Linked DNA regions of Homo sapiens: region 2 is linked to region 1. Evidence: chromatin contacts called from ENCODE Hi-C or POLR2A ChIA-PET data. All regions are on one chromosome and are shown on one strand. Each heading gives the region's core, a stretch centred on a gene start or an enhancer-like site at or near the end of the contact. The rest is flanking DNA. Distances are from core to core; before and after follow the strand shown. Region 1 holds the start of HDC (histidine decarboxylase). Region 2 has its middle 18 kb from the start of SLC27A2.

The links. Hi-C counts contacts between places; a loop is a spot of excess contacts on that map. ChIA-PET counts read pairs that join two places held with the same protein, here RNA polymerase II (POLR2A). Pooled maps may share reads with other maps.
Region 2: POLR2A ChIA-PET joins it to region 1 with 11 read pairs in activated CD8-positive, alpha-beta memory T cell. The contact joins the enhancer-like site here to the promoter of HDC in region 1. A Hi-C loop is called at or near these places in 1 of 168 maps with a recorded cell type or tissue (endothelial cell of hepatic sinusoid) and 3 of 50 pooled maps. POLR2A ChIA-PET finds 5 or more read pairs at or near these places in 4 of 52 experiments (Panc1, activated CD4-positive, alpha-beta T cell, activated CD8-positive, alpha-beta memory T cell and 1 more).

Annotation. Positions count from the first base shown.
Region 1 is chr15:50,264,349-50,269,686 of GRCh38, forward strand. It overlaps HDC (histidine decarboxylase), which reads right to left and starts at 1,378. Exons shown (of 12, transcript NM_002112.4): 1 at 1,245-1,378. The coding sequence starts at 1,275.
Region 2 is chr15:50,161,613-50,166,482 of GRCh38, forward strand. It overlaps a transcript of ATP8B4 not described here. Among named protein-coding and RNA genes, the nearest start is that of SLC27A2, 18 kb to the right of the region's middle. Within about 2 kb of position 1,524, at least 2 of the 41 ENCODE cell types and tissues checked have a DNase peak (open chromatin) inside an H3K27ac peak, as active enhancers do.

The sequences.
Region 1 (5,338 bases), core at 128-2,627:
CCAAGCCCCCTGCCCTGGCCTGGGAAATGTGGCACCAAATCTTAATGACTTTCTCTCCCTCCTGCTGCCTCCATCAACACCTCAGTGCTTAGGATATTTTTTAGATGCTAAAAAAAAATGTATCAAGTGAATGAACATATGAGTAAGGAAGGAAAAAAAAGTCAAGTTGAACACTCTGAAACTATTGCAAATTATTTATTCTTTCAGATTGCAGTCTTCAGTGCCTCTGTTGCTGTGTGTGCATGTGTGTGTGTGTACATATCTCTTTGTCTGTCTCAACATCCATTCCTTAGTACTCCCTGGGCTGCTTTTACCTAGGAGAGGGGACTCAGTTTCTCCCCTCTGCATCAGCTTATGCAAAGTTCTTAAGAACAGAACCAACCCCAGACAAAACTTATGAGACAAAGGTAGATTTCCACACCATTCTATCTTCCTTCTGCTCCCCTTCAACCCTCTCACATCCTGGTTCTTCTCCAGCAGGGCCCCACCAGAGATCTGAGAGCTCTAGACCTAACCCTCCACTGATCCAGGAACAGTGCTAAATGTATTTGTGTTCCACTCAGAAGATAAATATCCACAGGAACTTGCTCTCAGCTGACAGTGCCTTAGGAAAGCAATGGAATAAGCTAACGCACACTAATTAGTGAGTAGGAGGATATAAAACATTATAGAAATAGACATTCAAGATTCTTTTTTAAGCAACTACCTACTTTCCTGCTAAGGGAGATCCATGCCTGAGAACTGGATAACCACTTGGTTTTGCCTGATACAGAGTAGGCACCTACTAAATATTTATGAAATGAATGACTAAATGAAAGAACACTGCTGATAGATTCACACATGAAGGAATGAATGTTAAGAAAGAAAGGATTTGCAGTGATTACAGAATATTGAGAAAATTTTTTTCTATTTCAGAATATGAACAATCCCCTTTTCCCATCTAGTGGCTCAGGGATCCAAATCCTCAATTTTGTGGGAAAGTGGGGAGGAAAAGCAAGGCACGGTAGTGTGGACATATGTGAGAGTGGGTATATGAGAGGGAGAATGAAAGAGTGGTTGAGAAAAGTTTTACACTCTGATCCCACATTCCTTTCGCAGAAAAAAAAATGTTGCTGGTGCCAACTCTCAGAAGGCAATTCTAATGCTCCCATCAAATGTCACCCCAGAATCTAAGGGCCACCCACCAGCAGCCGTTCCTGCAGGAGTAGCAGCAGGGAAGAGGGCCAGGGATGCCCGTTGCTCACCTCTCTCTCTGTACTCCTCAGGCTCCATCATCTCCCTTGGGCTCTGGCTCCTTCTCACAGATGGACACGCAGGAGGTGGAAGGCGTGAAAGGCGTGGAGCAGCCCGGCTTCCCTCTTGCCAGTCCTGCGCACTCCCTGGCAGCCAGTGTGGGCCCTTTATTTAAAGGGTTCTTTCTTTGACCTTAGCTCCGCCCTTCAAAGTCCCTTCCTCCAGGTTTAATTAATTCCACCCTTTCTTTCCCCAGTCCTTGTAGAAAACAGCGACCACAACTTTGACTGGTCAAGAGAGCCAGGATAAAAGGCGCTTCTAAATTAAGCAGTGCACTTAGCAACCCAAGCCTGCAGGCAGCCTCCAGGTGGATGCCGTAAAAGAGCCCTCAGTTCTTTCTGCCCCTGGATTCAGACAATAGAGCTCCAGCCTCAGACAAGCTCCCAGCTCAGTAGACCAGAATAAGGCCAAGGGTATGCAGAAAAAGTAGCACAAATTATTAGTATTATTCCTGCCCCTGTTTCCTTATCAGCAGTAGGGAGGGAGGAACAGGCACTAATAGTGATGCCCCCTGTGCCCAGGAACAGGCAGAAGTTATCATTGACCACAATGGATTTTTCTATTACAACATACTATCTGTTGTTGCAAAGAATGAAAAAACACAGTTATAAGCCAAAAAGAATAGAAATTAAAACATCACCCCAAATTAATCACTTTTAGCACTTAAAGAAGTAGAAGGGGGGCGTGTAAAGGGACCTGCAGAAACCCCTGTAGGGAGGGGAAACACTATCCTTGGGGTTTGATTTCTGAGTAAAAAGTAATCCAACGTTTTCACGTTGCTAAATGCAATAGTCTTTCTTGTTTATTTGTTTCCAGTCGTCCTTCTGGTTCTCTTGGTGGCATTTTATTTGTTACTACTTCATCCTTGCAGCTCACAGTTTCTCTGGGCTTTCCTCCTACATCTCTGGCTGTTTGTTTCCTCCAATGCTGGCACACCTCAGGGCATTGCCCTCCTTTCATCTTTCTGCTTTGGTGGCATTGCCCATTTCTAAGGCTTTTTTTGTTTTGTTTTGTTTAGACGGAGTCTTGCTCTGTCGCCCAGGCTGGAGTGCAGTGGCACAATCTTGGCTCACTGCAACCTCTGCCTCCCGGGTTCAAGCAATTCTCCCACCTCAACCTCCTGAGTAGCTGGGCCTACAGGTATGTGCCACCATGCCCCACTAATTTTTGTGTTTTTAGCAGAGATGGGGTTTCACCATGTTGGCTGGGTTTGTCTCGAACTCCTGACCTCAAGTGATCCACCCGCCTCAGCCTCCCAAAGTGCTGGGATTACAGGTGTGAGCCACTGCGCCCGGCCCATTTCTTAGGCTTGAAATGTTACCTATGTGATATCCGTATAGGTTTAAACATACCATCAGGCCCTCCCTGTCTTTTGAGCTTCAAAATCTTATATCCAACTGCCTTTCTGACAAATCCTCTCTTATGACTCTGAGGCACCTCAAACTTAACGTATTGCAAAACTGTCTTTCCCCAAAAATATGCCCCACTTCTAGTCTTCCCCATCTCAGTTCATCATCTCTCCATTTTCCATCCACCCATCTATTCACCCCTTGACCGTCCATTCATCCAACCACTCATCCATCCAACCACCATCCATGCATCCATCTATCCTTTCATCCATCCATTCATCCACCCAAATGCTGAAGGCATAAACCTGGTGTCTTCCTTCCCCTTCACTTTCCCTGCTCCCTGCCCAATTCAATCTGTTCAGATTCAGTTCTATTTCCAAAATAAATCTAGTCTGTCAAATTCTCCCCATTTCCATGACTACCACCCTATTCCGGTCCAAGCCACCATTATCCTTCACCTAGACTAATGCAGGAGGCTTCTCATTGGCCTGTTACTGACCATGGGTTCTTGGGCTCTCAATGTAATAGAAATTGAGAAGGCCAAAAGAGTTTTCCCAGACAGGGCATTATCAGAGCTTATGCCCAGGCATAAGGGAGACAGCACGAGAGAGAGAATTCTCTGGCAGGCTCCTTGAAGAGAGTCAGGAAAGTAATTTTAGGCTAAAATAGGTAGGAAATTTTTTAATTACTACTGAAAAAACTACAGTGAGAAATCACTTCATACAGACTATGATGACTATAATAAAAAAGATAGATAACAACAAGTATTGGTGAAGACAGGGAAAAATTAGAACCCTCATACTTTACTGGTGGGAATGTAAAATGGCACAGCCATTTTGGAAAATAATCTGGAAGCTCCCCAGAAAGCTAAACCTAGAGTTCTTTATGACTCAACAATTCTACTGCTAGGTGTATATCCAAGGAAAATGAAATCATGTCCACACAAAAACGTATACATGGGTGTTCATAGCAGAATTATTATAATAGACAAAAATGGAAATAATCCAAATGTTCAGATGAATGAATGAAACGTAGTATATCAATACAACAGAATATTATTCCATGATAAAAAGGAATGAAGTACTGATACATACCAAAACATGGATGAACTTGGAAACATACTAAGTGAAAGAAACTAGTCACAAGGAACCATATATTATATTATTTCATTCATATGAAATATCGAGAATAGACAAATCTACAAAATAGATTCATGGTTAGAAGTGGGTAGGGAGCTGAAGATTGATGGCTAAGGAGAACAGGGATTTTTGGCAGGGTGGTAAGATGAAAATGTTCAAAATTGTTGGGTTTTGGTTTTGTTTTATTTTGCTTCGTTTTATTTTGCTTTGTTTTGTTTTGTTTTGAGATGGAGTCTCACTCTGTGGCCCAGGCTGGATTGCAGTGGTGCAATCTCGGCTCACTGAAACCTCTGCCTCCTGGGTTCAAGCAATTCTCCTGCCTCAGCCTCCTGAGTAGCTGGGATTACAGGCGTGAGCCACTGCGCCCTGCTGAAAATGTTTTAAAATTTATTATGGTGATGGTTGCACACTTCTGTGGATATACTAAAAGCTATTAAACTGTACACTTCAAACGAGGAAATTTTATAGAATGGGAATTATATCTCAATAAAACTGTTGATTTAAGAAAAAAAAAAGCCCTAAGAAAATAAGGGCATTGGTGAAAAAATGGCCTAGAGGATTTAGATTCCAGTGATATTGTCAATAAATCCTTCATTAGGAGCCAGGGTGGGAAAAATAATAATATTGACAACGATATGGGAGGTAAAAAATTTGATCTCATGGAGGTAGAGAATAAAATGATAGTTACCAGAGACTGGAAAGGGTTGGTGGGAGCTGGGGGTGAGGAATAAGTAGAGATTGGTTAATTGGTACAAACATATAATTAGATGGAATTCAATAATATTCAATAGCACATTAGGATGACTATAGTTAATAATTTATTGTATATTTCAAAATAGCTAGATTTGGAATGTTCTGAACACAAAGAAAAATGTTTGAGATGATGGATATCTTAAATATCCTGATTTGATCATTACACACATTGTATGCATGTATCAAAATATCACATATACTCCATAAACAGGTACAAATATTATGTGTCAATTTTAGAAAGTGCCAAGCACCAAGTTAGGCATTTTTATTTTTATTTTTATTTTTATTTGTTGAGACAGGGTCTCACTCGTCAACCAGGCTGAAGTATAGTGATGCGATCACAGCTCATTGCAGCCTTGACTTCCAGGCCCTGGTAATTCTGCCACCCCCACCTCCTGAGTAGCAAGGACGACAGGCATGTGCTACCACACTCAGATGATTATTGTTTTTTATTTCTTGGAGTTTTTCTGTAGAGATGGGGTTTCGCCATGTTACCCAAGTTGGTCTTGAACTCCTGGGCTCAAATGATCCACCCATCTCAGCCTCCCAAAGTGTTGGGATTACAGGTGTCAGCCACCACACCCAGCCAAGTTAGGCACTTTAAATAAAAAAGTGTTCGTTATTTTTTCTCCAAGTGTTGCTATCTCCCCATTATCTCTCTTCTATTCTGCAAATGCAGTCCTATGTTAAACTTGTGTATTATATATACTATTATATATAAATATAAATAGCATTGTATTCTTTATTTTCCATCTTCTTGTTTCTGAGTTGGTTTGAAAATATTTTTCTTTTTTAGTTGTCTCT
Region 2 (4,870 bases), core at 274-2,773, 100 kb before region 1:
CATAAACAAACAAGCAAAGAGAAAATTAATAAAAACTCTCCACTTTAACTATATCCCCCACTTTTTACCTTTTTGTTTTTTCTATTTATATCTTATTGTGCTATGTTTTGAAATCTTCTTGTAGTTACTATCTTTGATAGGTTCATCTTTCAGTATTTTTATGCAAGATATGAGTTTTCACACCACAATTATAGTGTTGTAATATTCTGTGTTTTTCTCTGTACCTACTATTATCAGTGAGTTTTGTACCGTCAGATGATTTCTTAATCATTTTTTAATCTCATTAATGTTCTTTTCTTTCAGATTGAAGAACTCCTTTTAGCATTTCTTGGAGGACAGGTCTTGGGTTGATGAAGTCTCTCAGCATTAGTTTGTCTTGAAGTCTTTCTTTTTTATGCTTGAAGGATATTTTCACTGGATATACTATTCTAGGATAAAAATTTTTTTTACCTTCAGCACTTTAAATATGTCATGCCACTTTCTCCTGGCCTATAAAGTTTCCACTGAAAAGTCTGCTACCAGATGTATTGGAGCTTTCTTGTATGTTACTTTTCTTGTATGCTTCTTTTCTCTTGCTGCTTTTAGGATCCTTTCTTTATCCTTGACCTTTGAAGTCTGATTATTACATGCCTTGAGGTAGTCTTCTCTGAGTTAAATCTGCTTGGTGTTCTATAACCTTCTTATACTTTATTAATATCTTTATTTATATATATACTTTATTAATATCTACTTATACTTTATTAATATATTTCCCCAAATACGGAAATTTTTCTGTTATTTCTCCCTTGAATAAACATTCCAGTACAATCTCTCTATCTCCTCTTTGAGACCAATGACTCTTAGATTTGCCCTTTTGAGGCTATTTTCTATATCTTATAGGCAAGTTTTATTCTTTTTTGTTTTTTTCTTTTTTAGATGGAGTCTCGCTCTGTCGCCCAGGCTGGAGTGCAGTGGCGCGATCTCAGCTCACTGCAAGCTCCGCCTCCCAGGTTCACGCCATTCTCCTGCCTCAGCCTCCCAAGTAGCTGGGACTACAGGCGCCCGCCACCACGCCCGGCTAATTTTTTGTATTTTTAGTAGAGGCGGGGTTTCACTGTGTTAGCCAGGATGGTCTCGATCTCCTGACCTCATGATCCACCCGCCTCTGCTTCCCAAAGTGCTGGAATTACAGGCGTGAGCCACCGCGCCCGGCCTCTTTTTTGTTTTTTTTCTTGTTTCCTCTGTGTATTTTCAAATTGCCTGCCTTCAAGCTAACTAATTCTTTATTCTGCTTGATCAAGTCTGCTGTTAAGAGACTCTGATGTATTCTTCAGTATGTCAATTGCATTTTTCAGATTCAAAATTTCTGCTTCTTTTTAATCATTTCAATCTCTTTGTTAAAATTTATCTGATAGGATTCTGAATTCCTTCCCTGTGTTATCTTGAATTCCATTAAGGTTTCTCAAAACAGTTATTTTGTCTTTTCTGTCTGAAAGGTCACATATCTCCATCTCTCCAGGGTCGGTCACTAGTGCCTTATTAAGTTCATTTGATGTGGTCATTTTTCTGGATGTTTCAGATGCTTGTGGAGTTTGTCAGTGACTAGGCATTGAAGAGTTAGGTATTTATTGTAGTCTTCATGGCCTGGATTTGTTTGTACCTGTCCTTCTTGGGAAGGCTTTCCAAGTATTCCAAGGCACTTGGGTATTGTGATCTAAGTCTTTGGTAACTGCAGCTATATCTGCATTGGGGGCACCCCAAGCCCAGTAACGTTGTGACTCTTGCAGACTCATACAGATACTGCCTTGGTGGTCTTGGTAAGATTTAGGAGATCCCCTAGATTACCAGGCAGATACACTTGTTCTATTTCTTTACTTTTCCCCAAACAAATGGAGTTTGTCTCACTCAGCTGAGTTGCCTGTAGCTGAGTGAAAGGTGACACAAGCACCCCAGTGGCCACCACCACAGAGACTGAACTGGGTTGGTCCCAAAGCCAGCACAGCACTGGGTGTCACCCAAGGCCTATGGTGACAACTGCCTGGCTATTGCTTATGTTTACTGAAGGCTGAAGGGCTCTACAATCAGCAGATGGTGAATCCAGCCTTGCTTGTATCTTTCCTTTCAGGGCTACAAGATCCCCCTAGCCCTCAGTGGGTCAAGATGCTGTTCAGGAACCAGGACCTAAAGTCAGGAACCTTAGAAATCTACTTGGTACTCTATTCTACCATGGTTGAGCTGGCACCCAAGCTGCAAGACAAAGTCCTTCCCCTTCTTCCTTCCCCTTTTCTTAAGCAGAAGAGTCTCTCCCCATGGCCACCACTGTCTCAGGCTCATGGAAAGTACTGCCTGGCTACTTCCAGTGTTCTCTCAAGGTCCAAGGGCTCCTCAGTCAGCTTGTGGTGAATGCTGCCAGGCCTGAGTCTCTCTTCTGGGCAGTGGGCTCCCCTGTGGCCCAGGGCAGGTCCAAGAATGTTGTTCAGGAGCCAATGCCTGGAGTCAGGGACCCCAGGAGCCTGCTTGGCGCTCTATCCCCACTGTGGCTGAGCTGGTACTCAAGCTACAAGACAAAGCTCCCTTTACTCATCACATTTTTTCCCTCAAACAGAATGAGTCTCTCTCTGTAGCCACCACAGGGGAATGTGTTGGGTTACACCTGAAGCCAACATATTTCTGAGTCTCACCCAAGGCCCACAGCAAATACCGTCTGGCTACCACTGCTGTTTATTCAGGGACCTAGGGCTCTTTAGTCTCAGGTGATGAATCCTGCCAAGATGAGATTTTTCCCTTCAAGGTATCAATTCTCTTCTGGCCCAGAGCATGTCTAGAAGTGTCATCTGGGAGCTAGGGCCTAGAATGGGGACCTCAGGTCCCTGCCTGTGTCTTATTTCACTGTGGCTGAGCTGGTAAGATGAAGTCTTCTTTACTCTCCCCTCTTCTCTCCTCAAACAATCTCTCTACTGTACTGCCTGGGGTTGAGGGAGGGATGAAGCAAGTACTCCCTTGGCTGCTCCAGCTGGTGTCTCACCAGGTCATGTGTACCCAAAGTCCACTGGCTCTAAGCCCAGGACAGTACCAGGACTTGTCCAGGAATTGCAGTCCCTGTGGTCTAGATGACCTTTCAAGTTTATTTAGGACTCTACATCACTTTAGCCCATGGTGACGGGCTTCCAGAACTCAGACTCTGACCATTGAGATGGGAGATTCACCTCTGGCTATGGCTGGTCTTAACACTCTCTTCATGGGCAGCAGCTGAATTCTGTCAAATGTTGCTTTCCATTGTGAAAGGACAGTCCTGAGTTCCAATGCAAAGTCCTACAATCACTGTGCTCTCCTCCCAAGCACATAGACTCTTTCTCCATGCCATAAGGCTTCTGCCAGGGTATTTGGGAAGGGTTGTGTAGGCAATTCAAGAGTTTCAAGAGTGTCTTTCCTACCCTCTTCAATACCTCTTTCCTTTTTTTTTCTTTTTTTTTGGGGAGATGGAGTCTCGCTCTGTTACCCATGCTGAAGTCCAGCGGAACGATCTTGGCTTACTGAAACCTCTGTCTCCCAGGTTCAAGCAATTCTCCTGCCTCAGCCTCTCAAGTAGCTGGGATTACAGGTACCCACCACCACAGCCCCCAGCTAATTTTTGTATTTTTAGTAGAGATGGGGTTTTACCCTGTTGGCTAGGCTGGTCTCGAACTCTTGACCTCCAGTGATCTGCCCGCCTCAGCCTCCCAAAGTGCTGGGATTATAGGCATGAGCCACCACGACCAGCCCCTCTTCCGTTAATATGATGTTAAAACACAGTGAGGTACTGTGTTCACTCACCTGGTTTTTTTGTTTTTCTTATGAACATGTTTCTTTTGTGTGGATAGCTGCTCAATTTGGTGTTCCTGGTGGGGGATGGTGGGGGCAATCACTGGAGGCTTCTCTTTGGTCATCTTGCTCTATCTCCTCCCCCTAAATAAAAAAGTTTTTAAAGGATCTAGTTGAAAAAGTCAACAACATGTGTGAGAAGATGAGGAAACATCAACAGAGATGAAATGGTAAAAATAAAAAGGGGGGTCATATGGAAATTCTGGAAGTAAAGAAGCACAATATCATAAATGAAGAATTACTTAGAGTTAGTTATCAAAGCTGAGGTGGAAATCTCAGTCAATTGAATGTAGGTTTAAAATTATCAAAATTGAAACACAGAAAGAAAAAAGCAAATAAAAAATGTTCATGTAAAAACTGTTGAGCAATATCAAATGACTCAACACAAACTGGAGTCAAAGAGAGAGAAGAGAGATAACAGAACAGATAAAAAATTTGAAAAGATAATGACCCCAAATTTTTCCAAAGATATAAAAGATATCAAACCATAGATCTGAAAGCTCAGAGAATCCCAGAGAACACACACACACACACACACACACACACACACACACACCTCATCTAACTGCTGAAAATTAGATAAAGGGAAAATCTTGAAAACAATCAGGAATAAAGAACAAATATAAGAATTACAGCAGTCTGAAACTCTGTAAGTCACAAGACAATAGAGTGATATCTTGAAAGTACCAAAGAATAAAACCTATCATAGAATTCTATACTCAGTGAAAATACTATTCAAAAATGAAAGATAAAGACTTTATCAGAAAACAAAGATGAAAAAATTAATTGCCAGCAGATCTCCAGTACAAGAAATGTTAGGGGAAATTCCTCCAGCAGGAGGAAAATGTCATCAGACAAAAATTTGAATCTCCATAAATTCTTCAAGATATAATCTTGCCACACAAGTAAGCACTAAATTACATCATAATTCATTAGCAATAGAAAGTAGCTATTCATGACTGCTGTATGTAGTCATCAGAGAGAATAATATCTTAACAAAGCAGGAAATAAGCTCCTGTAGAGGGAAACT